Linked DNA regions of Homo sapiens: region 2 is linked to region 1. The links are chromatin loops, found by intact Hi-C in ENCODE. Cell type or tissue: transverse colon. All regions are shown on one strand. Each heading gives the region's core, and the rest is flanking DNA. Links, peaks and the distances in the headings are about the cores only. Region 1 has its middle 110 kb from the start of CXCR4. Region 2 has its middle 45 kb from the start of CXCR4.

Evidence for each region. Peaks named below come from ENCODE experiments on the same cell type or tissue, not always from the same donor. Only the 100,000 strongest peaks of a DNase experiment are listed, where the experiment ranks them.
Region 2: it touches region 1 in a loop (3-fold over the local background); 1 of 110 quality-filtered maps calls a loop at or near these places.

Annotation. Positions count from the first base shown.
Region 1 is chr2:136,216,566-136,232,888 of GRCh38, reverse strand. No RefSeq gene overlaps it. Among named protein-coding and RNA genes, the nearest start is that of CXCR4, 110 kb to the right of the region's middle. In transverse colon, for the core only: no CTCF peak of the experiment used is centred there; a DNase peak (open chromatin) is centred at 6,656.
Region 2 is chr2:136,065,479-136,081,801 of GRCh38, reverse strand. No RefSeq gene overlaps it. Among named protein-coding and RNA genes, the nearest start is that of CXCR4, 45 kb to the left of the region's middle. In transverse colon, for the core only: no CTCF peak of the experiment used is centred there; no DNase peak of the experiment used is centred there.

The DNA.
Region 1 (16,323 bases), core at 4,516-8,515:
TTTCCTTCCTCAGAACTATCTTTAATAGTTTGAGCCATGGAGGAGAAAGAGAACAAACTAAAATTAATTTTTAATTGAATAAAACAACAAAATAAAGCACAGGCAGAAGCTCCCTAAGCCCCAGAATTCTACGTGCTGTGAGTCCAGGGCTCAGTTCATACAGACAAAAGGAATGAGGAGATTCGAGCTCTGTTCTGCCTGATTAATCCAACATTGTTCAGCAAAGGTCTGTCCCAATGGTTAGAACAATGACTAGATGATAATCCAAAGCCCTCCGTGAGCAGTTAAAAATGAATTTGTCTGAAACGTTCTCAGTGTCTACTGAGCAACATCAAAGGAGCTCAGGGCACAGCCGACTTTATGGAGTAACAGGTTTAAAAACGAACATTTTTCAGCTTGCTAACTCTAAAAGCCCAATTTGTGTTCTCAGAATCCAGGAGAATAAATCACCCAAGCAAAGAAATAATAATACTGAAGACATATGATGCAATTCCAAAAAACCCATTGTATGCCAATTATTAAACCAGAATGCTGATCACATCCTTATCAAAGCTGTATGTCACCTTGTAGATCACAGGAAAACATGATCTACAAAATAGAATAAAAATCACACTGTGAACTTCATGAAAAACGACTAAAGGAACTCTCTTAGTTCAGCAAAAAAGTTCAGGCTGATCGCCATTTTTTGATGACCTTCTTGCATGGATAAACTCAAAAGCATTTTCTTTCTCCCTTTCTCTTAGCAAGAATAATTTTGTTAAGAAACCATTTACAACATCCTGATGAGCTGCACCTAGAAGATGACGTTCTGGCAACAGGAATTCCCAACACAGCAGAAGCTCCTTCCAAGCTCTGAGGCTGAGGAAGTGGGGAGTTTGGCTGGTTTTCAGCATCCATCCAACTCACCGATCCTCCCGTTTTGCTTCATTGTGTGTGCTGCTATCTTCCACACATCACTGGATCCAAACTTTCTTCTCCCCAGAGCCCTTTCATTTCATTCGCCTTTTCTATTACTCTCTGGGTCTGTTTACTTTCCTTCCCAAACTTTGTTAATTTCAGCAAATACATATATTAAGCACCTACTCTTGCAAGACACTACATCACTTTATTTCTCTTTGTAACACTCCAACATACCCATTTTCCTTCCTCAGAAACGCTATCTTCTAGATTCTTTAAAAATTCTGTGTGGATAGGAGGGGGATGATAAGTTCTTGTGAAATATTTCAGACTTACAAAAAAACTACAGAGTAATATAACAAAACATCTATGTACCTACAGCCCACGTTAAAGGATAAAACATTAATACAATTGGCATCTCTTGTGTACCCCCTCCCTGGTCACGTCTCCTCTCCATCTGCCCAAATATAACCACTAAAGTGAATTTGGTTTTTATTATTCCCATGCATTTTAAAACATTTGTACTCAGTATGTCTATATCCAGTCACAATTGGATACACAATATATAGTATGGTTTCACGTTTTCTTAAACTTGACATGCATGGTTTTTCTTTATACACACATTTTCTTTCTTCTGTTTGCTCTTTTGCTCAGCATTGTGCAGTTGAAAAGCCATCCATGTTAATACATGTAGCTCTTGTTTATTCCACTCTCATTACTGTCTATTATTCCATTAAGCAAGTTCACCCCCGTACATTTATCCAGTCTCTGCTTGATGGACATTTGAGTTAATTCCAATGTTTTTGTTATTACAAGCAGTGCCACTGTGAAAATTCTTGCATGAGGCTTCCTGCACACATTCCCAATATCCTCTTTAGCTTCACCTACATATTGAATACCAGAGGAGTTGCTATTCCTTAAGTTGTCAATGAAACTCCTTCTGACCCAGCTATATTTCCCCCCGCCTGAACTCTGGCCCTTTTCCATCTCATCCAAGCTACTTTGATCAGTGAGGCTGAAAAATTCCAATAGATACCACCCCCAGGCTCCCTGGTCTTCAGCTCTGACTCTCGTCAACATGCCATGGAGCCAGGGAAGTTGCATTCCCATTCTGTGAACGTCAGTGCAGAATCAAGTCATGGAGCCAGGGAAGTCGCATTCCCATTCTGCAAACCTCGGTGCAGAATCAACTCGTTGCTATTGGGTTTTATATGACACTTCTGACTCACTGTTTGTTCCCTGACACAAAGCAGGTGATGCTATCCTGAGAAATTAATTTGGATTTCCTTTACACTTTAAATTGTAAAACAAGAATGAGCATCTCAGCCTGGGTGGTCTGTTTCCTAGCTTATTTTTCCTAATCCCTTTCCCCGCAGTTGGCTGAAAGCACCATTATCCGCTCCTAGCAAGGTCTAGGATGTCATGTCCCAGATTTGCTCAGTTCATTTGGATTGCTTTATTTCCTTTACCATCTCTCTTGTCTGTGCTTCCAGATGTTATTAAATAATCTTCTAGATATGCCTTTAGGATTTGCTGCAAAGACACTTGAGATAAAGTATCTGTCAGAACCAACCTGGTAAGAATAAATGGGAAATATTTGGTATGAGAGTTGGGACCTTCCCTCCAGCAGTGATTATTCCAAGACAGGACAGTTTCCGACTGAAGACAGAGTCTCTTCCACAGTATCCTTTATCAAGACATTAAAATCTTCCTCCTAGTGCCTAGAAGTCAAATCTCCTTTTTATCATTTGCTTGAATACTGTTTTCTTAATGACTTTACAAGAAGGATACATGTGAAGAGTCTGAATAAAACGATGATAGAAATAAGGATATTTGAGAAATCAGAATATTGAGAAGGAATACTTGACTAATAGCGAAGTGCAATAAACTGTTAATAGCCATAATCATTGGCAATCCAGGCACAAAAGAGAACTGTTTTTTTTTAATGGAATGATTTTTTTTTAATTTCAATAGGTTTTGGGGGAACAAGTTGTATTTAGTTACACGGATAAGTTCCTTAGTGGTGATTTCTGAGATTTTGGTGAACCCATCACCTGAGCAGTGTACACTGTACCCAGTGTGTAGTCTTTTATCTCTCACCCCCTCCCACCATTTCCCTGAGTCCCCAAAGTCCATTGTATCATTCTTATGCCTTTGCATCCTCATAGCTCCCATTTATGAGTGAGAACATAAGATGTTTGGTTTTCCATTCCTGAGTTACTTCACTTAGAATAATGGTCTCCAATTCTGTGTGGGTTGTTGCAAATGCCATTATTTCATTCCTTTTTATGGCTGAGTAGTACTCCATGGTATATATATACCACAATTTCTTTAACCACTCGTTGATTGATGGGCATTTGGCTGGTTTCATATTTTTGCAATTGTAAATTGTGCTGCTATAAACATGTATGTGCAAGTATCTTTTTCATATGATGACTTCTTTTTCTCTGGATAGGCACCCAATAGTGGGATTGCTGGATCAAATGGTAGTTCTCCTTTTAGTTCTTTAAGGAATCTCCACACTGTTTGCATAGTGGTTGTGCTAGTTTACATTCTGATCAGCAGTGTAAAAGTGTTCTCTTTTCACCACATCTATACCAACATCTATTATTTTTTTGCTTTTTTGATTATGGCCATTCTTGCAGGAGTAAGGTGGTACGGAATTTTGGTTTTGATTTGCATTTCCCTGATCATTAGTAATGATGAGCATTTTTTCATGTTTGTTGGACATTTGTGTATCTTCTTTTGAGAATTGTCTATTCATGTCATTAGCCCACTTTTTGATGGGATTGTTTGGTTTTCTTCTTGCTGATTTGTTTGAGTTCCTTGTAGATTCTGGATATTAGTCTTTTGTCAGATGTCTAGGTTGTGAAGATTTATCCCACTCCATGGTTGCCTGTTTACTCTGCTGATTATTTCTTTTGCTGTGCAGAAGCTTTTTAGTTTAATTAAGTCCCATCTATTTATCTTTGTTTTTGTTGCATTTGCTTTTGAGTTTTTGGTCACGAAGTCCTTACCTACACCAATGAAAAGACAAGATTCTTTACCAAAAAATGGTATCAACCAAGACAACAAAAGGAACTACTAATAACAAAGAATACATGAAGAACACAACTGAAATATACATCCCCAGTGGACTTATATATTATAAAACTGGTGTTGGGAAGGAAGACAATACCTTCTAAAATTGCCACTTGGAAATCTAAATTGAGAATTTGTCACCAAAAGCATGTAGGGCAAGTCTTCCCCATTGAGTACATATTCCTTGATTTACACATGCACACACACACATACACATATGCTCACAAAGCATGAATGCACATATGCATGCACACAGTGTATGCCTGAAACTTGCAAGTACTTTAAATGTTTACAAGTGAAATAGTATGGAAACATTTCAGAGGTGCTTTGTCTTTGCCACTAGACCAATTATGCAATTATATTCTATTTAGTGAGCCTTCATTATAGTCTCACATTGTGCCAGTTACTTTTATGAGGATTTAATACACACCCAAACTGAGGCAAATTGCTTCATATGTATTATTTCATTTGCTCCTCACGCCTCCTCCTTTTTTTCATGAGGAAACTGTAGTTTCAACCAGTAAATAATCTACGGAAGTTTCCTCAGTGAATGAAGAGCAGAACTATGAACCCAAGGTTGTCTGTTGGACTCCAAAATCTAAGGACTCAAGCACTACCCTAACCTGGGTCCACACAAAAGACAACCATGATACTTAAAATCTTTTAGTCCTCGCAGTACCTTGAATATAGTAGGTGTGACGGATGAGTGGATGGAGGGATGGATGGATGGATAAATGGAAGGATGGATGGATGGACAAATGGACAGATTGGGGAGATGAAGAGTGTTTTTTCTCTCCATAATAATGGATGTATATAAACAAACATCCTTCTGGATATGGAGAGCCTCTATTACTATCTATAGTAGGTAGGTAGGTAGGTAAGTAGGTAGGTAGGTAGAAAATCAAAACACTTGATTTATCTGTTTCATGAATTTAATTTTCCCTTAGAGTTTCCTTTAACCTTTGCATCTCAATATACAGCACAGATGGAAGTATTTAGAAATGAGGTTTCCTAAATTGTGCCTTTATGCCCTGAGCTCATTTGAGGAACACATGAAAATAGCAAGTCTAGGGCCTAATCCCTACATGGATCTGGTGGTTTCACCAGCTCTTGCCATACCAAACCTTTCTGTGCAGCCAGCTGCCTCCCCTGAACAGGAGAGGCCTGGCCACAGCAACCTCCAGGAAAAAAAAGGTTGGGGGGATGTCTGCACACCCACATCTGCTATATAGCAACCCCCATGCCCCAAGCAGAGCCACAAAATCCTCTCCATATAAGGAGATCAGAATTTCTCAGGATGGCCAAACCTTGAGCATGAAATTAGGAAACCCAAGTAAGGAAGAAAAAACCTGCACATGAGCTGCATGAAGCACTGGCACCAGGGCTGACACCAGAGCCAGGGCAGTCCATGTCTGACCAGCCACAGGCCCTGCACAAGTGGGGCACTCCTACATAAACACTGATGGGACACTCTAGGAAGGTTTTTGCACACATTGTTTAATGAATCTTCATCTTGCTGACGTTCATATTGTGTTGATCCCATTCTGCAGATGAGGTAAGGTTTCCAAGAGGTCAGATGATTTACAGGACAGAGCCAAGAGTCAAGCCCGAGTCTGTCTGATTTCGAAGCTAGGATGCTTCCAAACACACTGAACTCCTAATGGTCCCTTCCTGTTCCTGACCCATCCATCTGTCACCCAGCTGCACAGTACAGCTCCCCAGGTGCACAGTAATGTGAGACTTAGTTAAATAACAGTAGTAAAGACCCATATAAAATGTTTACAGCTATATTAAGTTTTCCTCATTGCAGAGTGACTGGGTGCTTCCTGCATCTGATGAGCATTTGGCTTTAAGATGTAACCAAGACTGCTCAAAGTACACAAACACAGCCCACAGGAGAGTGGACACTGTGTCAAAGGTGGGGAAATGACCAGTGTGATCCATTTTGTGTGCAAGCTACGACGATGCTAGAGACTTTGGTCCAGTGGGTCTCCCTGAGATGAAAATAAGACCCTAGTGCAAAACAGTAAGCATGTTGATGCATGTTCCTGGGAACACAGCTTTCACCTATTTCCCAAAGAGGAGCTAGGACCCCCCAGAAGATGGGAAGCATCATCTCAGGGATTCCTTTTAATGACCAATTTTTTAGGTGTCATCCCAGGGCAGCTGTGGAAAAGGCTCAGTGTCAGCACCTGTTTGGCATTCAAAGCCAAACACAGGCTATATTCCAAACCTTCTGTGCTTTGTCTTCCAGGACAGGAAATGCAGATTAACATCCTAAACAGACCCCTCTCCAAGTTAAATTCAGGATTCTCCTGAATCCCTGTCCAATCTGCCTGCAGTACTTCACCATGAGCTACAGTGCTTGCAGAGCTGTACTGTGTTCATTACCAGGCACACACTTCACAGCTGATATCAAATTTCCACAGACAACAACTGTGAAAGCAGGCAGCTAACTGGCCCTTAGCTGTTAGCCAAAGAGCATAGATTCTCAAGAAAGAGAAGTCAAGGATGAAGCCACGGCAAGATTGACATTTGGAATCTAAATTTGACACTGCTGGAAAGGTCCAAAGCCCTCAAGCCCTTGTGCTCTGGAAGGCATTGTTTCACTAAAAAGGGGAAGGATGTCCCCAACAGGTCAAGCAAATGTTTTCGGGACACTGTGGGGTTCCCAGCCACAAACCGCGTGTCAAAACAGAGACCTCGAAGGTGTAGGCATCAGACAGAATTGACGTGAGGCCAAGGGAACAGGAAACAATAAGATAATAACCCTCACTGAAGCCTAGAAACCAAGACCAAACAAACGCACACCCAGGGTCCCTGGGATGTCACATCACAGGCCTCCTGCCAGGGAGTGCTGAGGGGGCACAGAGCTGCCCTCCCTTGCCATCTCTCTGAAGCCCCCACCTTGAATTCTATGCAAAAGCTGTGCTCCCCTACAGCTAGTCTGGAAGGGAAAGAACTTTCTTTAAACTACAGCTGAGGAAGTCAAGACTTCAAGAAGCAGTTTGAATAGCAGGGAGCTGGATAGAGAGCAGGCACAAGATCCAAAGTTTCCTCCACAAAGAATCAGTCAGGTCTGCAGTCTCACTTTTATATCTAATAGGAAATCTAAGGAGCAGAGGACATGGCCCCAGCAAAACATTATAATAAGAAAACCCATGATATACAATGTATGACTTCTTACCATAAACATGCATTACTTTTCTATTTCTTTAAAAGCCACTAAAAATATAAAAAATAAAAATTCAATGAAGTAGATATCATGGGTATTATTGTCACCACATTCTATGAGTAACTCCTGTACCCAAGATCACATAGTTAACTAGTGGAGAACTAGAACTCAGGCCTTCTAACGTTTAACTATTTCTTCAGTTCACCTCACCAGAGGCATCTAAAATAGCTGCCTGGTTCCAACTTTTTATAGGCGGTTTCGTAGCAGTAAAGGTGACTTTACAGGCCAAAGGAATGGTGACTCCCTTCAGATGTCAGCAAGGTGGGAGAAAGAGCCTGGATGACTGTCTTATTCAGCTGAGGCTTCCTGTATACTTTGCACACACAGATGACAGCCTCCCATGCCCTGGGCACTCCTCAAGGTTCTGGGAATGCAAAGGTGTTAAGAAATGGACCCCAGGCCAGGCGCAATGGCTCACGTCTATAATCCCAGCATTTTGGGAAGCCAAGGCGGGCGGATCACAAGGTCAGGACTTCGAGACCAGCCTGGCCAATGTGGTGAAACCCCATCGCTACTAAAAATACAAAAATTAGCCAGGAATGGTGGCACACACCTGTAGTCCCAGCTACTCGGGAGGCTGAGGCAGAAGAATCACTTGAACCCGGAAGGTGGAGGTTGCAGTGAGCTGAGATTAAGTCACTGCACTCCAGCCTGGGCAACAGGCGAGACTCCATCTCAAAAAAAAAAAAAAGAAAGAAAGAAAGAAATGGACCCCAGCTGCCTGAGTTCTCACAGAGCATGGTGGGGGGGCAGAGAAGTAAAGAGAATTCACAACACGGCATGAGAGTACTGAGATGGTAGTGGGTGCAGGATGCCACAGCAGCATTTACCGATGTTTATTGGGTCCCACATTAGGCCAGGCCCTGGGGATTCAGGGACAAATAGGAGGAGGTCCTTATCTTTGAGGATCCCTCTAGCCAGGGGAAGTAAATTAACTCAGCCTAATGGGATCAGCCAATAAGTGCTTTAGTGGACATTTGAATAGAACTCAGAGGATGGAGGAGAGGATTCTGAGCTGCAGGACACCTGGCACTCACTGTGCAACTAGCAAAGGCCCACATTCAGTGCTGCCCAAATGCACTGCCGTCTCTTCTGCCGCTGTGGTCCTCCACCCTTCCCTCTGATTGTTAGAATAACTGAGAAAGTTCAGGGGTTCGCTTCACTTCAAAGCGATTTTCCTCATTGTAGTTGTTCTTGCTGTTCTTGTGAAGCAATCCTTCAGCTCCCTGTTTGCCTTCTCCTTATCATTGTTTTCTCTGCCAGACCTGGTGGGGTCTTCAGAGAGAAATCCATTCGGGAATAACCCTCCTCCCAGAAAAGTCCATCAAAGGCAGCTCCTGTGGGTAAAAGGCTCCACAAGCGGAGGGCAGCTGTAGGAACCACACCAGATGCTCTCGTGGGTCAATAGGTCAAGCCCAACAAAAACTCGAGCTCATATTTCTGAACCTGAGGGCCTCAATAAACTTTAGAGGGCATTTTGAGTATTAAGGTGATACTTGTAAAAATAACTAGAAGTGTGGCATTTCTACTACGGTGTGAAAGCAAAGTAAAATTGGAAATGGCTGACGAATGGCTGTCATGGAGTCAAGCAAGAGAACTGAAAAACATGCTGGGAAAAGAAAACACTTGAAGAGTATTCTAAATTGATCCTCCAACACAAGGAGGCAGTTCAAGTGTAGAGGTTGGATATAAATCGAAAGGGAGCCTCAGTCCTCTGGAAGGAAGAAGGAAGCCTGAGAGTATTTGCAGGTCTCTCCATGGAGCAATAACACAGAAGCTAACAGTGAACGTTTTCTTTTTTTTTTTTGAGACAGAGTCTCGCTCTGTCACCCAGACTGGAGTGCAGTGGCACTATCTCGGCTCACTGCAACCTCTACCTCCTGGGTTCAAGTGATTCTCCTGCCTCAGCCTCCCGAGTACCTGGGACTACAGGTGTGTGCCACCACACCCAGCTAATTTTTGTATTTTAGTAGAGACGGGGATTCACCATGTTGGCCAGGCTGGTCTCAAACTCCTGACTTCAGGTGATCTGCCCGCCTTGGCCTCTCAAAGTGCTGGGATTACAGGCGTTAGCCACCGCACCCGGCCAGTGAATATTTTCAACAGCTTGCTTTCTTCTGCTAAGCACGGCGCCTTGCTAAATAAAGGTGGATCCTAGTAAGCATTGCTTAAATGAATATTGTAGTGTGATTATTTTCACTAGAATTATGTTTGCATTGCAAATGTTGGTGCATCTATTGATGTGGCCTATAGGCCTTCACATTATTTTTATAAAGGCAAATGAACTAAGGGGATGGCCCCACGTGTCTCAAGGCCTCAACCAACTACTCTTCTTCCTTTCTGTCCCTCTCTCAGCAGCAGGAAATTTGATCACTGAGCCTATAGCAAAGGCAACCAATCAATAGCTCAGAGTGGAAAAAGCCCATCTGGGAAAACTCATATAACTGACCCAGCAGAAGGGCGGTAATCAGAGTACGCCTCATGCCGTGTCCCTACTGGCCAAAAATACACAAATTTGGGAATACGTATAAGCAAAAAAACCTGGTAGATTACTATAGAAGAATTAAGATAAGGATCAGGAAAGGGAACAGTTTGATGGAAATCAAGAACCTTTGATTACTCATCTCCTGCAAGGACAATCTGAGAGAAAACACAGTGACATCATTAACCATCAATCATTTATTTTTGGTTCCAGGCCACTTCAATAAAGCAAATGATGCTAAAGCAAGCCATATGAATTTTTTGTTTCCTTGTGCATATAAAAGTTATGTTTACACTATACTGTAGTCTGTTAGGTATTCGATAGCATTATATCTAAAAATGGTACATATCTTAATTTAAAAATACTTCACTGCTAAAAAAATTCTGACAATCATCTGGGCTTTCAGCAAGTCACAATCCTTTTGCTGGTGGAAGGTCTTGCCTCAGTGTTTCTGGCTGCCGACTAATCAGGGCGGTGGTTGCTAAAGGTTGGGAGGGCTGTGGTGATTTCTTAAAATAAAACAACGGTAAAGTTTGCCACATTAATGGACTCTTTCTTTCATGAAAGTTTTCCTTGTAGCATGCATTCCTGTTTGATAGCATTTTACTACAATAGAACTTCTTTCAAAATTGGAGTCAATCCTCTCAAACCCTTCCACTGCCTTATCAGCTAAGTTTATATAATATTTTAAATTTTTTGTTGTCAGATCAACAGTATTCACAGCATATTCAGCAGGAATAGATTCCATCTCAAGAAACCACTTTCCATGCTCAACCATAAGAAGCAACTCCTCGTCTGTTCAAGTTTTATCATGAGATTGCAGGAATGCAGTCACATCTTCTGGCTCCACTTGTCATTCTAGTTCTCTTGCTATTTCCACCTAACCTGTGGCTACTTCCTCCACTAAAGTCTTGAGCCCTTCAAAGTCAACCATGAGAGTTGCAATCAATTTCTTTCAAATTCTTGTTCATGTTGATATTTTGACCTCCTCCCATGAATCATAAATGTGTTTAGTAGCATCTAGAATGTTGAATCCTTTCCAGAAAGAATTTTACTTAGACCATATCCATCAGAAGAATCACTATCTATGGCAGCTCTAGCCTTACAAATGTGTTTCTTAAATAATAAGACTTGAACATCAGAGTTATGCCTTGAACCCTGAGTTGCAGAATGGATGTGGTGTTAGCAGGAATGAAAACAACATTAGCCTCCTTGTACATCTCCATTAGAGCTCTTGGGTGACCAGGTGTATTGTCGATGAATATTTTGAAAGGAATATTTTTTTCTGAGCAGTCAGTCTCAACAGTGGGTTTAAAATATTTAGTAAACCCTGCTGTAAACAGGTGTGTTGTCATCCAAGCTTTGTTTTTCCATTTATAGAGTACAAGCAGAGTAGATTTAGCATAATTCTCAAAAAACCTCAGGATTTTGAAATTATAAATAAGCATTGGCTTAAATTTAAAGTCACCAGCTATATTAGCCCCTAACAAGATAGTCAACCTGTCCTTTGAAGCTTTGAAGCCAGGCATCGACTTCTTTCTAGCTTAGAAAGTCCTACATGTCATCTTCTCCCAATACAAACAAGGCTGTTTCATCTACATTGAAATTCTATTGTTTAGCTAGCCACCTTCATCATTTGTCTTAGTTAGGTCTTCTAGATAACTTTCTGCAGCTTCTCCATCAACACTGCTGCTTCACCTTGCATTTTCATGTCATAGAAATGGTTTCTTTCCATAAACATCAATGGACAAACCTCTGCTATCTTCAAACTTTTTTTTTCTGTAGCTTCCTCACCTCTCTCAGCTTTGATAAAATTGGAGAGAGTTAGGGCCTTCTTTTGGATTAAGCTTTGGCTTAAGGGAATGTTGTGGCTGGTTTGACCTTCTATCCAGACCACCCAAACTTTCTTCACATCAGCAATGGGGCCGTTTCGCTTTCATATCATTCATGTGTTCACTGGAGTAGCACTGTTAATTTCCTTCAAGAACTTCTCCTTTGCATTCACAACTTCTCTAATTGTTTAGTGCAAAAGCCTAACTTTCAGCCTATTTCGGCTTTCTGCATGCCTTCCTCCCTAATATTAATTATTTATAACTTTTGATTTAAAGTGAGCATCAAGTGACTTTGCCTTTCTTTCACTTGAATACCTAAAGGATATTGTAGAATTATTAATTGGCCTAATTTCAATATTGTTGTTTTTCAGGTAATAGGAAGGTCCAAGTAGAGGGAGAGAGATGAAGGAATGGCTGGTTGGTGGAGCAGTCAGAACACATACATTTACTGATTAAGTTCGTCAGCTTATGCAGGCACAGTTCAAGACAATTCCAATGGTAACATCAAAGATCACTGACCACAGATCATCATAACAGATATAATAATAATGAAACAGTTTGAAATACTGTGAAGATTACCAAACTGTGACACAGAGACTGCAGTGAGCACTTGTTGCTGGGAAAATCACACCAACAGACTTGTTTGATGCAGGACTGCACAGGCCTTCAATTTGTAAAAAACGCAATTGCTTCAAAGGGCAATAAAGCAAAGTGCCATAAAACAAGGTATGCCTGTAATTCACCTCTCTTTCTCCTCTTTCCTGGCCCCATCCTCCCCAAAAATATCACAACTGACTTTTTAAATCCTCTCAGCAAACTCTCCCAGCATCAACCTCACCTCTTTTTTTATGCCTTCAGGGATGTAGCCAAAGCTAAGGAATATGTCCTGTTCTGTGGAGAGCAGATGATCAATAGGTGGTTCCCAGCTAATGGAGTGACTGGAGCAAGGGTGAGCCCCCCCGTTCTCCAGCAGCTGTCAGAATTCACTACCAAAGTGCTGAACTGAAGACAGCCCAAGATAGCACAAAGAGTAATTTGGACAGTGGAGTGACCATTGTTCTCAGAAAGAGGACAAAGCTGGGGAAAATGGAACACATTAAAAAACATTTAGAAACACAGACAATTCAACTCTCTTTCGGGGGAAGCATGGGGAGAGACAGGAGGTATTTTACTAGGTCCTCTGATCTGGAGGAGCAGAGCTGTCCATATGTGTATATGTGCATTTTTCTAGAGTGAGTGCAGAGCTGTCATCAGACTCTCAAAATTCTCCCAGAACCTTCCTTCCCTCTCTATCCCAAAGAACCATTAAGAGACTGCCCAGGAAACTGGGTCAAATGTAAAACATCGCACAATGAAAGAATTCCAAAGTCGGACACCCAGGAAGTCTGCCGTCTGCCTTCAAACACAAGTGTGTGGGGATCTTTGGCTCTGTGGCTTCATTGAGCTCATGTATTGGCTCCCATTGAATGTCTTGTACTCTTTCTTGGCCAAACCTTTGTAGGTACAGTTTGAAAAATGCACTCCGATTTTCAAAGACCCCAGCCAAGGATCTCCCTCAACTAAAACCCTCTCTTCCCACCCCACATAAACACCTCAATCCCCTGAAGAAGGAGGCTTAACAGCTTCCAAGTTTGTGACTGGTTATTACTCCAATGGACAATTCACTGAGAACTGAAAAGTTTGAACTTTCAAAATTTGAATAATTTCAGTTGTGGCTATTCAAATAATAAAATGTTAATGTTTTTTTCTCACCACTTATTCACTGACTCATTGAGCACGAGTTTATTGATCCAGGCCCTGGGGATGTTCCATGAGTGACGTCATTCCTCTCCTCAGGAAGCTCATTGTCCAGGACTCAGTCTACCTTCAGTTACCCACAGTGACAATTTTCAAGCTTGCTACAGGATCTAAACTAAGAATCCACCAGATGACTGTCTATGACAGTTGTCCTACTCTTTGAAAGTGACTTTAAAACTTACTGGCCAATTCTATCGCGAGGATTCCGATGAGGACCACCCGGGGCTGCCGAGAGGCTTAAGTGAGAAGAGATAGGTGAACGGTCTTTGTAAGCTCCAAAGCACTTTATAAATGTAGTGTATTGTGACAATGACCTCCTTCTACCCAGTTCTTACAACTTACAGGTTTTTCTTTTTTTCTTTTTTTTTTCTTTTGGTGGTGTTATGGAAGAAAAGAAAATATCAGTAAGGCTATAAAGATAGACTTTGAAATTTTAAGGGCATTGCAAAACCTGGACTACTCCTTTTGCCACTGCCAGCACCACCAAGAAAAGGAAATATTTTCACACGGGGAGGAGGATACAGAATGAGAGGACAATTTAAAGCAGATAGCCCAGGAATATAGATATGGGTGGGCAGAGGTGCTGAAAGCCTGGAACATGAACAAACACTCCCCTAAATTTTAAAAGAAGAAGAAAATAGATGCTGCAAACAGACCTCAAAACAAACATTAACCTTGGGCAAGAATTGAGAACTGATTATAATAACAGCTGCTAATATATGAAGGCTTGTCATGTGCCAGATACCATGCTAAGCATTTTTCATGTATTAATTCACTTCCATTTGGTAAGAACTCAATGATAAGAAATTAGTTAATACACGTATAATTAGAACAGTGCCTGGCACATAGTAAGTACTCAACACTCTTGCAGGATTATCAACTCCATTTTATAAGTGTGGAAACTGAAGACAAAGAGACGAGTCAGTGTGTTTATATTCACACAATGAATTTCAGTGACAGACCCAAGCTGGCTGATCTTAAAATCTGGAGGAAAAACATCTTCAAGGACCTTTCTACATTTAAATTTTTATCATTCTTTGAATGACTAATTCAATTCAACACATAGAACCTACTTTAAGTAAAAGAGTCCAAGTTCCAGGAGAACTTGGAATTTTTAAGTACCCGCTTTGGGTAAAAGATTCCAAGTTCTAGGAGATAAGGGAACTGGGTTGTATCACTGCTATATCCACAGTCGATTAATTGCAGGCATTTGGAAGGATAAGAATTAAGTCATGATACTGCAGATGCTCACAAGCCAGTGGAAAGGTACCTGCTTAAAAACCTAATATCTGTCTGGTTGATATATGACTACAATAGAAGGATGTGCTGGGGGGATGAGAAACTGCAGATCAGGGAGAAACCTCTTGAGCTGCGTGTCCTTCGCTGTGAGTCAATGTTAGAAAGCTTTGAAGCATAACCAGGCAGGAAGGGACTGATGCCCTCTTGGCATAATAAGGCCAGTGTTATTAGTCTGCTATAAACAGGGTTAAGGTTATGTTAATAGAAAGAATATTAATTTCTCCTGATGACCAGATGGGGGTCTTTAGAAGGAAATTAGTCCCAGAGGTCATAAACTGTCTTTGAGTTCTTATACTTTGGGAGAAAGCCAACCCAGCCTGGAGTTAAAGCCCCACTGTGTGTTCCACCCCACCCCAAAAAAATCCTCTAGGCCAGATCTCACCCCTAAATGGTACCAGGGAGTGAGGTGCCCAGAAAGGGGATACAGTGCCCCACCCAGTCTGCCACCACCACTTCCATCTCATGCCACACTTGAACAAAGAAAGCTTTGGAAAAATCACATAAAACCCTTCAAAAAGAACTCCTTAAACCCTCCATTAATGTCCTAAGGGAGTGACCTTAGGGTGATTGTGTTGAGGTAGCAACATAACAGTCATTCAGAACTACCTTTTCCCAAAGCTGTTTATAGATTGCAATAGCCACATGACAGTTCTAACCTTTAAAACATATGTGGAAGGTTTTAGGCAGGGCTGCAAAGAAAGTTTCTAAAAGGGAGGAGAAGGCATTCTCAGCTGTCATGCACCCTTTTGCCTTTCAGTCTTCCATTATCCTCCTTCATGAAATCCAGAGATAGTGGCTGGAGGCATGGCAGCCCTTTCACAGCCACAAGGAAAATGTCAAGAGACTCATAGAACTCTCATCTTAAAATCCCTGAGTTACCAAATCAGTATCACAAACTGAATACCTAAGGATTTCTTCTTATATGATAAAGATGAATTCTTACTGTGTTTAAGCCATTGTTATTTGGGTTTTCATTCCCAAAACTGGACTCAAAACTCAAAGCAGTCATAGACTACTAAAGAGCAATGAGGTACAGTACAAAGAGCTAGGAGGTCAGACTCATACTGGAGCCCTAGTTCTTTAGGAGCTGTGTGACCTGAATCAATGAACTTCCTCTGTAAAGGGGAGTGTCTTACTGTGGGTGCTCCTAAAAGCCAAGTCTGAACAAGGACTTAGGTGGCAGCAGGTGATTTATTTGAAAGGTGATCCTATGAAGCCAGAGAAAGGTAGTGGACAAGGAAGGAGGGAAGATCAATAAAGAGTGTGCTATTGAGCTGGGTCTCACTGTGGGCAATTCTGATTCAAACCCCTGAGGGACCTTCAAAGAAAATTCCATAGAACCTTCCTACTGAAAATGTGGGCCATGGGCCAGCCTCAGCATTAGCTGGCAGCATGTTAGAAAAGCAGAATCTAGTCCCCATCCCAGACTTCCTGAACGATAATTTGCACGAGGAGATCCTGTGCACATTCAAGTTTGAGATGTCCTGGTATAGAATGCACCTCAGTGCTGGATGTTGGAAAGGCAGAAGGCTCTTGTCACTCATCAGTAGAGGAACCATTTGCTCTCTTGCATTTCCTGGCTGAACAGACTTCCACAGCTTAGGAGAAAACCCTAAAGGAGAGCTGGGAGACTCAGCAAGCACTTGAGGTGGGAACCCTTCATGAGGGGAAAAACTGATCACCCAGGCTGAGGAGATGAG
Region 2 (16,323 bases), core at 4,894-8,893, 150 kb after region 1:
AGAGCAGCCTCTTCCTGGGAAAGGCCAGGGTCATCTTTCCTGTCCAAACACCAGAGCCCACCTCCCACTGGCAGAACAGGGAACTAGCCAGTGTGATTTCAAGGGGTGGAGCATATACTGGTGCCCAAAGCTGGTATGTTTTGGAAATTATTCTGTTGAGACTTTTTTTTCCTTTGGGAAATTGGCTGTCCTTGACCTCGTGGGACCGTGCCCACTTCTCCTACCTTGGCACCTGTTACATAGTCCAGCCCAGCTCATTAGAATCTCATCCTTGTGGACACTGTTCCAGTGAATAACACAAAATTCGCCCAGGACCAATCAGAATGCAGAGTTTTGTTGGAGAGAGAGAGAGGTTGAGAGGGATATACCTCCATCTTTCTCCTTCAAAGTTCAAGTAGCCAGAGTCTCTCTTTGCTGACACACGAAGGGAGTTAGGAGATGAAGACAGACACAGCCCTAAGGACATAATCTGAGCCCCTGAATACAGCCACACCTGAAAGGCTGGAGTTTTATCTATTCCTTTGGACTTCATAGCTATGTCTGCTTAATAAGTAATCTTTTTTTGCTTAGGCTATTTTGAATCGGTATTCTGACACTTGCAACTGAGGGGTCATAAAGCTGAAAGAATAATATCCAAGGCCAGGTGCGGTTGCTCATGTCTGTAAATCACAGCACTTTGGGAGGCCGAGGTGGGCAGATCACCTGAGGTCAGGAGTTCGAGACCAGCCTGGCTAACATGGCGAAACCCCGTCTCTACTAAAAATACAAAAATTAGCCGGGCATACTGGCACACGCCTGTAATCCCAGCTACTTGGGAGGCTGTGGCAGGAGAATCGCTTGAACCCTGAAGGTGGAGGTTGCAGTGAGCCAAGACAGCACCATTGCACTCCAGCCTGGGCAACAAGAGTGAAACTTTGCCTTAAAAAAAAAAAAATCCAAGTTTCCTTCAGAATTTGTGGAAAGAGATGGACATGATTAAGGAATATGTGCTTGACAATGGTTTTTAAGATAAATTGCAGTATAGGCACCAGGTTGGGACCCTGTTGCCATAATTTAGTCATCAGTCTTTTTCATTTTAAGCAAACTCAACTCTAAATGATTAGGTAGAAAGGGAGTTTGTTTAAAGGATATGGGAGACCCAGGTTCTACAACTTGCTCAAGTCATTTCTAACATTTAGATGACCCCACTCACAAACGTATTTTCTTGTTCTCGAAAGTATCTGAACTGCTATGATTTCAACAGATATAAAAATACATTTATTTAAAAATGTGCTATAGGCATATTCATGACATGAGTCATATTGAATAACTAATTATTAATACCAAATAAGCTACAAGAACCATATTATTTTTCTCATGTATCATAAACATCACATGATATAGGGCCAAATAAAATTGTTAAGAAGCCTGGAGAATACCCTTAAAGCCAAACTTCTAGAAATAGTGCCCACTTCCTTGCAGAACTGGTCTGATAAGATCATCACAACTACTACCACCAGGCATGTCAGCTTGCACTGCCATTTATGCATCACTTCTGAGTAACTTTTGAGCCTGGAATGCAAATTTACACCAGTCTCCACTGCTGCCAACCACGTTGTGACTTCCAAACTCAGGAGCAATGTGACGTTGGCCTCTGCCATTGTTGCTGGTATGGTATCCTTTCCTCACCAGCTCCTGAGTCTAAACCTGGCCCCAGCATGGCTGATTGGTACCATGTTATGGACTGAATTTTGTCCTCCCAAAATTCACATGTTGAAGCCTTAACCACCAATGTGAACTGTATTTGGACATAGGGCCTTTAAAGAGATAATTAAAGTTAAATAGGGCCATAAGGGTGGGGCCCTAATCCAATATGACTGGTGTCCTAAGAAGAGGAAGAGATATAAGGGGTGAGTGTGCACAGAGAAAAGGCCATGTGAAGACACAGCAGGAAGGTGGCCGTTGCAAGCCAAGCAGAGAGGCCTCAGAGAAATCAGCTCTGCTGGCACACTGATCTTGGACTTTCAGCCTCCAGAACTGTGAGAAAATAGATTCCTGTTGTATAAGCCAGCCAGTCTGTAGTATCTGGTTGTGGAATGCCCTGTAATAAACAAATACAGTGGATTGAGGCCTGTGCCTTTTCCTTAGCTGTAAGGAGCCTGGGAGGTAAGAGCACTGGTAGCGCTAAGAACAAATTCAAGAGACCTCAAAAATAATATAAAAGAGGATTTGGTAATTGATTGGGGGGTGGGGTAGTGAAGGCAGAGAGTGAGTCAAAGATCTCTCAGATTCAGAATTCAGGGGCTGGAAAATTGATAGTGACATTGTAAAAAGAGAGAGAAGTTGCACAAAGAATTAACTCTGGGAGGGGTTCCATTCTGTACATTTTGAAAATATAGTGGTATCCAAATGGATATTAGAAATGGGAGTCTGAGGCAGGACACGCAGCTGAACTCTAGTGTGTGGAGGTAAAAGCTGAAGCTGTAAGAAGGATAGCAGTTTGAGGGGCAGAGATGGAAGATCTTGAGAAAGTCCAGGGGAGGCAGTAGGAAGGGGACAGATCAGCTCGATCAGTTAGAGTCATCTAATCTTTGTTGCAGTAACAAAAAGCCCTAAAAGACATAAAGGTTTATTTCTTGTCCCGGTTCACGTGTACGAATGTTGGCTGATGCCTTCGCTGACCATAATCCCTCCGGGCTCCAGGCTGACAGAGGCTTCAACTCGAAGTGTGCTCCCGAGATTACAGTGATGATTGTCAGGGAGAAATGAGTGTGGCAAATCAGGCACAGGTTCTTGAAGCTTCCACACAGAGAAGCCACTTCCATTCACCTTTTATTGGCCAATGTAAAACATACGTCCACACTCAGCCTCCAGGGGATGAGAAGGTATAATCCAATCACACACCCACACAGGGGTAGAAATGGAGATATTTGGTAAACAGCATTAATGATAACCACAGGAGATGAGGAAGAACAGGAACCAGTAGGAGAGACAGAGTCAGATGGTTTAGACTCTACATTTCAGAGACAGGTGGTGAAACAGCTCAATGTAGGGGCTGCCCATGCAAAACAGAAACAGTATCACTCATTATTTTGTTTACTGGAGGAGAGGTCATGGATGTTTGTGTGTATGCGTGCGTGTGTCTTATGTTATTTTGTTTGTGTTTGGTTTTTATTGTACAGCATCTGGCTTCCCTTCCTATTTGGGGAGATTTCTCCCTTGGCGTAAACTTAGGGGAAGAGCCTGAGGCCAAATGTCTTCTCTTGCCACCCAAAGGAATTAAGGCACAGGCAAGTGACATGGACAGGCTCAACGTCTTTAAATCTTTATTAAGTTAATAAGGTTGCTTAAATCTTCTTGTGGTGTGAGACCATACCACAGTCCAGCAATGCAGAGGTGATGTCCAAGCCCACCCATTCCAGGTGAAAGACCAGCTTTCCAGCCTTCAGGACTACTGTGTTTGCTCTCCACACCCAAACCCACACATTGGGTTGGTTCTGCAAGCTCTGATACACTCTCAATAAATAGATTAAGATAGTTAGAGTTGGTCTCAAGTTCTTGGATCCAAGAGCACCCTCTTCAAGTCCACACCAGAGTGAGGTCAGAAGGTGTAGTCAGAATTAGGCAGCTTCTCACACTGTTAGCCAGATCCCCTGATGATGGTTTTACAGTTATCTAGACATAAGAAAATGGAAGAGAACAATTGTTAAAAATCATCATTTCTAAAACAGCAAGACATACAATGATGGGAGCGGAGATGGAAGGGAAGTGATTTAGAATCATCTGGGGGAGATTTTTGAAATTACATATCTGCCTTCCAACACTTACATTCAGTTAGGTCAGGAGTGGAAATACATATAGTAGACCTTCATGATTTCTTTGACTGTCCAATAGCTGAGTCTCCTTCCTCTGCTTGGGAATCTCCCCATTGTGTGTCTTGGTGGGAAGTAGGGCCTGCCTCCAACCACAATGCTGAAAATGTCACACACTCACCATCTTGTCCCCTAGTAGCTGCAGTACATGGACTAGGCTCAGCCAACTGGATGCTCCTATCCAGGACTTTGGATTTGAAGCAAATGACACAGAGAGGGTTCAGGATTCAGCAACATTGGTGACATTGGCAGTGCAGCAGGTGCTGTGGCTGTGGCAGTAGTAGTCTTGCTAGTTAGGTGTGAGTTGGGGGTACTGACTCCCTAGGCTATGTCAGTTCCCATTCAATCTCCAACCAGGTTTTTCAGTCTTCCTAGGGATCAGGGGAGGTCCCTAATACACTTCCAGTGAATTTCTTTTCTGCTTAAGCTAATGTGAAGTTTAATTTTATGGGTCAACTTGGCTGAACCACAGCGCCTAGATATTTGGTCAAACATGACTCTGGATGTTTCTGTGAGGGTTTTGGATGAGGTTTACATTTAAATTGGTGAACTTTGAGTAAAGCAGATTGCTTTCCATAATGTGGTGGGCCTCCTCCAGTCAGTTGAAGGCATGAAGAGAAGAGAAGTCTGGCTTCTCGCAGGCAAGAGGAAGTTTTATAGCAGAAACCTTTGGACTTGAATTGATGTGTTGCAGGGAGCCAAAGGCTCGTGGGACGTGACCAACTCGGCATTCTACTGGAGGCTATATGATCAAACAGCAAACTGTTTATCATGAATGCAGAATGTGAGCAAACTCAAGACTGCTCCTGCCAACAGAAGGTTTGCTGGAGGCAATCACTCCCTGGCACCGAGGCTATCTACTGTGATATCTAGAGCCTGTTGTTCGAGAATGCAGTCTTGCAAGCCTACTCTGGACTGAGCAGCTGACCCCTTCTTCCACCCTCCTTCTCATTATCTCTTTTGCCTAATAAATATGGAGGGCTGTGTAAAGCTCGGGGCCCTTGTCCACTAGAGGCAAGGTGCCCCCTGACCCCTTCTTCCAAATATACTCTTTTGTCTCCTGTCTTTTATTCCCGTGTTTGCTCCTCTTTGTTCAGTCCATGTAGGTCCGTGCCAGTTACAAGTGGCGACCCAGAACAGGGACTCCAACGACGCCCATCAAGTGGCGTCTGAACACAGGACTACGAGGACTTGAACGAAGGTCTGCTGGAGCAGAGGAACTGAAATTGACAAGCGAACGGGGACCCCGGGATGAGTCTGCCAGCAGCGGATAAAAGGTCAGTGCCCTAAAGAGGTACTGGGAGCAGTGCTTTAAAGAAGTGCTGGGAACAGGAAGTTTCTGAATCAGGGTAACAAGGGGAAGAATTTGTCTATTGAAGAAAAACATTATGTGCAGTTGCTTAAAGTTCTGTTGAGACAGTGTGGAGTGCAGATTAATTCACAGACACTAACAAACCTCCTGCAGAAGCCACAGAAGGTTATTATGCATAACCCATGGTTTCCACAGGCAGGCACTCTTGATGTGGAAAATTGGGATAGAGCAGGAGAAGGATTAAAACAGGCTCATCAAAAAGGTCTTAAAGTTGATTCTTCTGTTGTCTTCACTTGGAGTTTAGTTCGTACTGTACTTCTGCCATTATCTCCTTATTAATCTGCGGGACAGCCGGGTGAATCTAAAAATTGGAAAGAATCTGCTGTCCCATCCACAGCTCCAATTAAAAATAAAAAACAGGAGATGGAGGATAAAAATTGGCCTATACCACCTCCTCCAGTTGCAGAAACATCAGTGCCACTTCCTTTGGTGGCAGAAATAGAGACCCCAATACAAAGAAATTTATGCTCTGCTGCCATAGCTGGAGAGCCCTTAGGACCTTGCGCTTTTCCTATTTCTGTAAGGCCTGATCCAAACAATCCACAGCAGGTTATTCATGAACACACTCCACTAGAGTTTAAGTTGTTAAAGGAATTAAAAACGAGTGTGGTAAATGATGGCATACAGAACCCATTCACCTTAGGATTGCTAGAATCTGTGTTTGGTGCTATGCGTCTTTTACCCTTTGATGTGAAACACTTGGCACGAACTTGCTTGTCCGCTAGTGCATATCCGACATGGAATTTAAATTGGCAAGAAATGTGTGCAGGCCTGGCTAAACAGAACCGTGTTGCTGGACACGCAGACACTACAGAGGATATGCTGTTAGGTAATGGCCCTTATTCAGACCTGGAACATCAAATGGCACTCCCAGACGCTGTTTATCAGCAGTGTGCACAGGCCGCTAAACGCACCTGGGTCACAATTCCTGAAGAGGGAGTTCCAGTACAATCCATTTTACATATCATACGAGGGTTGCAGGAACCCTATAAGCAATTTCTTGCAGGATTACAAGAGGCAGTGAAGCGTCAGATTCCTCATACCACGGCTGCAGAAATGCTAACCTTAACTCTAGCTTTTGAGAATGCAAATGCGGACTGTAAATGTGCACTGGCACCTGTGAGGTGTACAAAAAACTTAGGAAATTTTCTCAGAGCTCGTCAGGATGTGGGAAATGAGCTTCATCGCTCTGCAATGTTAGTGTAAGGAATGGCTAATTTAGCAGTTGACAAATCTAAAAGGAGCCAAGGGTCAAATCCTAAAATGGGAAAATGTTATGATTGTGGAAAAACTGGACATTTTAAAAAGGAATGCCACCAGATCTCAGGACAGAAAGGACCTTACAATGCGGTGCCCCCCCCAGCAGAAAAAAACGCCAGGACTTTGTCCCCACTATAACAAAGGAAATCACTGAGCTAATCAGTGCCACTCAAAATTCATCAGAATGGCACCCCCGTGCCAGGAAATGAGACGGGGGCCTGGACCCGGGCCCCACAGACAATGAAGGCATTCCCAGTCCAGACCTCAACCCCGTTTTGGGGATGGGTTCCTGGAGGCACATTGATTCCCTCACCCCAGGAACACCAGGAAGTGCAGGATTAGATCTACCCGCCAGAGAAAGAATCACGTTAGTTGGTGGAGACAAACCTATCAAATTTCCCACTGGCATTTGGGGACCTTTACAAGCAGGATATATGGGACTAATTTTAGGCAAAAGCCGCCTTAACTTGCAAGGCACTACTGTAGTCCCAGGAGTGAATGACTCCAATTATGAAGGATAAATTCAAATAGTTTTAATGTCACAAGATCTTTGGGTTTTTGAACCGGGAGAATATATTGCTTAATTATTGCTTATTCCCTGCAAATTACACCCTTCTCCATGAAAGGAGAAATTAGGAAATAAAGGGCTTGGGAGCACAACTACAAGGGAAATCTATCTATCCCAACCCATAGCCTCTAATACACCAACTTGTGTAGTACAAATTAAAGGAAAGAAATTTTATGGGCTTATGGATACAGGAGCTGATGTATCAGTAATATCTAAAGATAATTGGCCCCCATCCTGGCCCTTGCAATTAGCTTCTACATCCCTAGTGGGAGTAGGAACAGCTCAAAGTGTTCAACAGAGCACTGAGATTTTATCTTGTCTTGGTCCGGATGGACAGTCATGTATTTTTCAGCCTTATGTTGCAAGTATAGCCATCAACTTATGGGGTTGAGACTTACCTCCAGCATGGGATATGAGACTTAACAAATGAAAACTTTGACAACCTAGGGTTGAAAATGTTGAAGAACATGGGATATCAGAAGGGAAAAGGTTTAGGAAAATTTCTTCAGAGAAATCCTAACTCAATATCAGTAACTGGAAAAACAGATAGAAAAGGGCTAGGACGTCAGGATTTCTGATGGGGGTCATTGATATTTCTCCTCCACCCACTGCCTTACTATTAGAATGGTTTAGTGACAAACCTGTGCAGGTGGATCAATGGCCTCTAACACAGGAGAAGTTAGATACCTCTGGTGCTTCAACTCAATGCTCAGAGCTAACTGCTGGCATTCAGGTTTTACAGCTCACAGCTTCAGATCCTATCAACATTGTCTGTGATTCAGCTTATGTTGTAAATGTAGCCAGTTGCATAGAAACTGCTGCAGTTAAAAGTACACTAGACCCAGAACTGCTTAATTTGTTTCACTTATTCTCATATGCTGCATGCTACATGCCAAAGTGGTGAGACAGCTGGTCACGTAGGGTGACATTGTCTGTCATTATTTGCTTATATGGGAATACCTAAACAATTAAAAACTGACAGGGGACCCACTTATACTAGTCATGCTTTTCAACATTTCTTACAACTTTGGGCTATAACCCATAAAACAGGAATTCCTTGTAATCCTAGAGGACGAGGCATTGTAGAACGGGCACATCAAACATTACAATGCATGTTGAAAAAACAAAAAGGGGGTATAGGAGGCCAACTACCACCTCAATGAAAACTACATTTAGCCTTATTTACTTTAAATTTTTGGACTCCTGGTACGGATGGTAAGACTCCAGCAGAAAGACATTGGCAAGTGTTAGAGGAAAAGAGGAAAGTTAATCCAAAAGTGTTGTGGAAATCCCCACAAGAAGGACAATGGAAAGGTCCAGTGGATTTACTGACACGGGGAAGAGGATATGCTTGTGTTTTTACAGGAGATGGATAAACCGTGTGGGTGCCCTCAAGGTGCATGCCAGCATGGAACGGGAGACTGGAGGAACCCAGGGTGGCCAACCATGGGCTTGGTCCCTCTGGTATGAGCCATGAGTCAGCTGAGCTTGAGTGCAAAGACAGAGAGAAGGCCGACCAAAGACACAACACAGTTCCAATGTTACATTTGTAAAGAATATCACCACTCAATTTACAGTTTGTGTTTTTAATCCTCATGTCTTTCTAGCAGCTAAGAAGGACCAGCTCCAGGTAAACAATACCCAATTGATCTGTAAGTCTTGCCAGTTCTATCACTGCATTAATCTTAGCACATTGCAAACACATAACATCTCTCCTTTGATGATTTTAGGTCGCATCCCTATTCATCCGTCTGAGCCTTGGGCTGCTACACCTGCTTTGCCTTTTGCAAAACTTCTTCTAACTGAGCTTACTCATTGTGTCCATAGAGCCTTAGGCATGATAATTTTTGCTATTGTTTCCTTGATCACACTAATAACTTCTGTTGTGATATCTTCTGCAGCTTTGCATAGTTCTGTTCAAACAGCTCAGTACATGGAGAACTGGACATGCACAGCCGACCAAGCATGGCTACTTCAGAGTAAAATTAACACTGAGTTACAAACTGAAGTGGCAATGTTAAAATCCACAGTTCTATGGTTAGGGGAACAAGTACAAAGCTTGCAATTGCAGCAGCAATTGCATTGTCATTTTAATCACACTCATATTTGTGTAACCAACTTGGAATATAACCAAAGTGAGTATCTGTGGGACCTTGTGAAAGCCCATTTGCAGGGAACTTTCACATCCAACATCACCTTTGATATTGGTGAATTACAAAACAAAATTCTTTATTTAAATAACCCAACTCAAGAGTTTCAGCCTTCTTTAGAAGACTGCACCAAATTCCAGCAAGGCCTGGAGAGCCTCAACCCTTGGACCTATCTAAGGCACCACATTTACATCTTTTGTATGGTTCTTGGAATAATGTTGTTTTGTCTCTGTCTTCTGTTTATAGTCGGTAAAAGAGGATGGACTGCCAATTGGAGAATGAGAGCTGCCCAGCCTGGCCTTACATTCTTTCAATTAATTCATTAACAGGAAGGGAGATATGCAGGGAGCCAAAGGCCCATGGGACGTGACCAACTTGGCATTCTACTGGAGGCTATATGATCAAACAGCAAACTGTTTATCATGAATGCAGGATGTGAGCAAACTCACAACTGCTCCTGCCAACAGAAGCCAACAGAAGTTTTGCTGGAGGCAATCACTCCCTGGCACCGAGGCTATCTACTGTGATATCTAGAGCCTGTTGTTTGAGGAATACAATCTTGCAAGCCTACTCTGGATTGAGCAGCTGACCCCTTCTTCCATTCTCCTTCTCACTATCTCTTTTGCCTAATAAATACGGAGGGCTGTGTAAAGCTCGGGGCCCTTGTCCACTAGAGGCAAGGTGCCCCCTGACCCCTCTTCCAAATATACTCTTTTGTCTCTTATCTTTTATTCCCATGTTTGCCCCTCTTTGTTCAGTCCATCTAGGTCTGTGCAGGTTACAATGCATTAGCTCTTTCCTGGTTCTTCAGCTTGATGGCTGTTGGACTTGAACCTCCACATTGACTCTTCCCTGGGTCTCCAGCCTACAGGCCCACTCTGCAGATTTTGATCTTGTCAGCCTCCATAATCCTATGAGCCAATTCCTTCAAATAAATATCTTTCTACATGTAGATATATCCCACTGGTTCTGTTTTTCTAGAGAATCCTGACTAATATGGCTAACCAGAGTAGCTTCTGTTATTTGCAGCCAAGAACACTGACCTGTGTTTTTTTTTAATTCCTTAGGGAATGCTAGTATATTTCCCACTTTAAGAAATACTTTTCTAAATACTTCCCTGCTTTATTCCTTTATGTGTTCCTCAGTAAAAGTGTCCTTGGGGAACCCAGGACAGTGGACCCACTGATATAATTTGCCTACCTTGGAAAATGTACAGATGCACCTGTTGTTCTCCCAACCTCTGGGTTATACTTGATAATGATACCTTCTGTTTCTACCGTGCTTTCTTTCTCATTGTGGTAAAACAAACAAACAAAAAATATTTAACATAAAATTTATCATCTTAACCTTTTTTAGGTGGGCGTAAAGTTCAGCAGCGTCAAGTATATTCACATTGTTGTGAAACAAATCTCTAGAACTTTTTTGTCTTCTGAAACCCTATACTCATTAAAACAATAACTCTCCTTTCCCCTCCTCCAGTCCCCAGTAACCACCTTTCTACTTTCTGTTTCTGAGTTTGACTACTCTAGGTACCTCATATAAGTGGAATCATATGGTAGTTGCCTTTTTGTTCCTGGCTTATTTCACTTAGAATAATGTCCTTAAGGTTCACGCAAGTTGTAGCATGCGACAGGGTCTCCTTCCTCTTCAAGACTGAATAATATTCCATTGTATGTGTATATCACATTTTGTTTATCCATTCATTTGTGGATGGTAACTTGGGTTGCTCCCACCTCTTGGCTATTGTGAATAATGCTGCTATGAATGTTGGTATGCAAATATCTCTTTGAGACTCTGATTTTGATTATTTTGGATATAAATCCAGAAGCCGGATTGCTGGATTGCTGATGGTTCCTCATAGGATTGCTGGGTCCTGTGAGGAACCATCATACTGTCTGCATAGGAATTGCACCACTTATCCATGATGCATTTAGCTCCTCAAAGCAATCTTACAGTTTTAGTTTTGTCCTCACAACCTTACGAGGTAAGTAGAGCACACATTATTATCCCCATCTTGCGGATGAAGTAGTTGAGGCATAAAGGTGTCAAACAGCTTGCATAACATAACAGCTATTTTTTTTTTTGAGATGGAGTCTTCTTCTGTTGCCCAGGATGGAGTACAGTGGCACAATCTTGGCTCACCGCAACCTCTGCCTCCTGGGTTCAAGTGATTCTCTTGCTGCAGCCTCCTAAATAGCAGGGATTACAAGCACGTGCCACCATGCCCGGCTAATTTTTGTATTTTTAGTAGAGATGGGGTTTCACCATGTTGGTCAGGCTAGTCTCAAACTCCTGACCTCGTGATCTGCCCACCTCAGCCTCCCAAAGTGCTGAGATTACAGGCATGAGCCACCGCACCCAGCCATATAACAGCTATCTTATGGCAAATTGTCTTTGTAGTTCAGTGCACTTTCAATTCAATTCACCAGGGACACTCAATCAGAGATATGGGGTAAGTATGAGACCCTTCATAGGTGCTGAATCTAAGGAAAAAATTTTTCAATCTGCACTCCCACCTTTGTCCTAAATAAATTGAAAATAATTTATTTTAATGAGAGCTATTACTGACAGGCACGTATTGTGCACATGACTGGTATAGAAATGAGGAGACAAAATACAGAGCCACTGTTCCAGACAGCACTGTCTCCCCAGTGACTCCGCTTTGTTTATGTATATGCTTATTGATTTTTCACCCAAATGCGCTCAAAAAAGTATGTATGTGAGGACTGAAATAAACCTAATGATTCTCAGCAAGGCATCAGGAAGTGTGGGGTGATTTTTTTGGTTGTCACAGTGGCCACCTCCAGTTTTCTGGCAATTAGTGAGCAGGGCCAGGGATGTTGAAAGTCCAGCAGTACAGGATAGCCCCGCATAAAGAAGAATGGCCCATTCGAAAATGCAGTAGTGCCCACGTGGAGAAAAGCAGGCTCAGGACAAGAACAGAGGTGATGTCAAGGGGGAGATTTAGGGGGCTTTAGGCTAACAGTTCTCCAAGCCTCTACAAATAATTGTACAGTCTAAGTGACAATAGTGTGCTTGCCATATAAACATAGTTCAAGCCAAGACCCCCAGCTGGTGTTACTCCAACAGATCTCCACCCCTAAGCCCTCCTAGACATAAATTCTGAAGTCACCACGAGGATGCCCAGAGCTCAGTACCCCAGAAGTTCTGGAACATTATTTTGACTGCCAAGTTCAAACAATGTTTTCCTTTAAATAACGACAAAAATAAAGTTTTTTTTTTAAGGGGTAATTGATAACAAAAACCACTTAAACCCACTGGCTGTTCCAGTGAAAACATGAAATTCCCAGTTTTAAGTCATCTTTTAGATTACAAAAATCCTATCTCCTCCCAGCCTTCCCCTTGGTAAAGATACTTTTACAGAGAGGAGGCCTCTCTCCTGACAATGTGTGTTTTGCTAGTAACAAAAGGTAATAGAGCCTTTTTCTGAAATATTTGTTCCTGGGCCTGGAGCTGGTATTTGCCCCTACTACCTCTGTGTTCACCTTGCATAAACCAAAAGTGAATCTGCACAGTGCCTCTAACCTGAACATTCGTGGCACTGTGCATCCTCTAATCTTGAACAGATCTAACTCAGAAGAGGAAAGAAAGAAAGAGGGGCAAGGTGCTTTCATGCTCATCAGCATTTGCAATTTCCTCTCTGTCCGCTTCTCCTCCCTCAAATCATGGCACAATGAACTAATTCTTTGTGATTGATCGTGGCCTGTAGATAACTGAGTGTACTTTCTGGCTTTCATATTCCCTTGTCTGTCTCGCAGAGCAATCTAAAATGCTGCTTAGAAGAAGAAAAAAAAAGCTGGCATAAACCTGAAAACCTTAAATGCCCATGTAGAGTGTGTTCTAAAGCTCAATTTCAAGTAACTTCTTCCCCCTTGTGTTTCATAAGAGGGGGAAAATAATCTGACTTCTTCAGTTACTCTTTCAGAATCACAGTGAGAAAAGAATGTGAATGGTTTGGAAATGAGCATGCTGCCCATCCCTGTCACACCCTGGAAGCCATGAACATTTTCACTGCACGTACACGGATGATCAATTTCTAAGCACATCTTTGTTTTTCTTAAATAGCTGCATTATTCGTCTGATGTTGAAAATGGCATCTGCACTGTATGTAATTTCCATACTCGCTTGGCACCATCAACTGCCTTTGATGACACTCAGGACTGCATCTTTTTTGTCTCCTCCTTCCCTCCAGCTGCAAGACCCAGATGTCAGGTTCAGGGATGCATTTTCTCTGGCAGGGATATCTGGCTCCTCTCGGCAGTCCCTAAGTTGGTGGCTATTGTGGAACCGCCAGCAAAATAGCAGAAGATCACGCTAAAGATGGGATTCAGATGGCTTTTTGAAAACGAAAAACAGAGTCCGAATCTGGGAAGAAAAACATATTTCTTATGTCTCTAATTATAAGCCAGGAAAGTGGCAGGCCGTGCCTGAGAAAATTGCACCACCCCCCGGCCCCCCTGCCACCATTTATCTGCTGCTCATCCATTTTCCCCTCTTGACAGTTTTTTATCTCCCCACTCTGCATCTGAAATCAGCAGCTGGGTATGATGAAGGGTTTGCCTAAGTTAATCAAACCTGGGGTAGTGACAGGATCAGGCCTGATGTAAAATATGTGGACAGGGAAAAGAAAAAAGAAAGGAAGGAAGGATAGAAGGAAGGGAGGGAGGAAGGAAGCCAGCCTAAAGGAATTGGCCAGGTGTAACAAAGATAAAGAACAGAAGACTACCCAGTACCTCTATGCCCGAGGAGGCAATTTGTAGCAGCATTCAGGTCACCTGGGCATTGATACATCACAATTAGCTTTCCTTTTTGAAGCAGCCTTTGTAAATATGAATGGAGATCAAGCGCCAACCTGCCCACATCCCGGCCTGGCTTACGCTGAGTCTAGCTTCAAAGGCATCTTGAATAAGTCGTAAGCTCAAAGAACCATGCCCCAAAGCACTACATACCAGTGGGGGCTGTGTCAGACCAGGAGGCGAAGAGAATCTCAAGCCATAAGGGGCCCTTGTGGTGTCTAATTATTTTTTTTTCCTTTCCCAGCCACTGTGCTGGGCCGAGCAGTCGTGCAGGGCAGAGTTTGGAAGCTTCCCACGATCAACTCCGTCTCCTGAGTGCCCACCCAGCCGCCCCACACTTACTGCCTCTAAAATCCCAACAGTTCAAAGGAGTTCGCTGAAACTCAGTCAGTGAGAGCCTGTCTCCCAGGCCAAAATCCAGGTTATCCAGTGCTTTTAGAAGTATGAAGTGTTGCATCTTAATGGAATTTAGTGCCCATGAATTCACCCATCCACGGTATGCACCGTTTTGTATGCCGCCCTGACATTTCACTGCATGGCCCTTGTGAATCTAGATTATATCTCTGTCTTAGTCTGTTTGGGCTGCTGTAACAAAATGCCACAGATCAGGTAGCTTATAAAAAACAGAAATTCCTATCTCACTGTTCCAGAGGCTGGGAGGTCCAAGATCAAGGTGCTGGCAGATTTGGTGTCTGGTGAGGGCCCACTTCCTGGCTCATAGACAGTAACCTCACTCCAACCTCACATGGTAGAAAGGGTGATGAGGGGTCTCTCTCAGGCCTCTTTTATAAGGGCACTAGTCCCATTCATAAGGGCTCTGTCCCCTTGATCTATTTGCCTCCCAAAGGTCCCACCTCCTAATACCATCACTTTTTAGGGGTGAGGATTTCAAGATACGAATTTGAAAGAGCCATAAACATTTAGATTAAAGCAGCCTCTGTTTAAGGGAGGTCCACTCCAATGTAGACTGATTCTTTTGCTTCCCTCCACGGGCTAACTCCCTGAGACCCTCCTCCATCCTCCATCTGTGAATCTTGAGAATGGACTCAGTGCTTGGGAACACCAGCTGACCAGAAGAGATCAACACCTGCAGGCTCCCCTGGAAGTTTATACCCAGCCATGTCCTCCATCCACCTCACCCTCATCCATTCAACTCTAGGATCATTTTGATTCAACGCGGACCCAAAGGGCAAGTCAGATATAGAGATTTTGAAGATTGGCCATACACTCTGGAGCACAGAAAATACAGCACATCTATTTTACCCCTGTAAGGGAAAGTGGCCATAGTGGTGAATTTGTTGAAAGGAGTTGCATGCATATCAAAGGGCATAAGTAAAAGCATGAACTCTACAGTAAAGTCTTTTTTAAAAGATCATAGGACTTAAGAATGATTAGAGTTTTAGGGGAATGATTAGAGTTTTAGGGGAATAATTGGGACATTTTTAGAGAAAGAATGGCTTTACCCAAATTTGTGTTAATGCTGCCCCTCAGGATGGCAGCCCTCAGGTCAGATGAGACACCACTGCCCAGGCTGCACAAGGACAGGGCAGGATGACAATGTCTTTCTTTCCAGCCAGTGTGCCTCCTTAGCCCCCTCATCACCCGCTTTTGCCCCAACAGCTGCCCTTTGGCTAGACTCCTCTGCTCACAGTTTCAGCCAGACTGGCCTTCCCTCTGCTTGGTTACTCATTTACCCTGAATTACTTGAAAGAGATCTTGAATGTTTCTCTCTGCCCGGTGAACACAACAAACTCTTCTGTAACTTGGGGGCTTTAGTTGTCTCCACAACAGGCTATGTGCACCTCCGTTTTGCACCACAGCCTCTCATGGAAACTGCATCTTGTACCCCTGGGTACCCACACACTCCAGGAGGCTCTTCCGACCTGGCTCTTCTTATACCCATGCCATCTCCCTTCCCCAGCATTACCTCCCTGTCTCCACCATGCATTTTGACACTTAATCTTTTGCTTCCACACTGGTATTCAAGAGAGGCTGAAGGCTCTTACAGGGCAGTGCCTCCTGCTCTCTTTATTCCCCCCAGCTGGTTCCAGCATAACACAGCTGGTGCCTGAGCTGTCCCTAGCATCTGTGGAACAGGCAGCACAGCAGCCTCAAACAGAGCTGTTCTGTCTGGGCACATACATCAGTGCTGGGTGCTGAGTTGAGTCTACCCACTTTGGAACGTCTGGTTGACACTATCTGAGGGGCTTCTTTAAATTGGGATTTAAGAAGCAACAGGAATGAGATGAAAAAGACCACAGGAAGAGGAAGAATGACTCATGCATAGGCTGTTTGATAACCTATT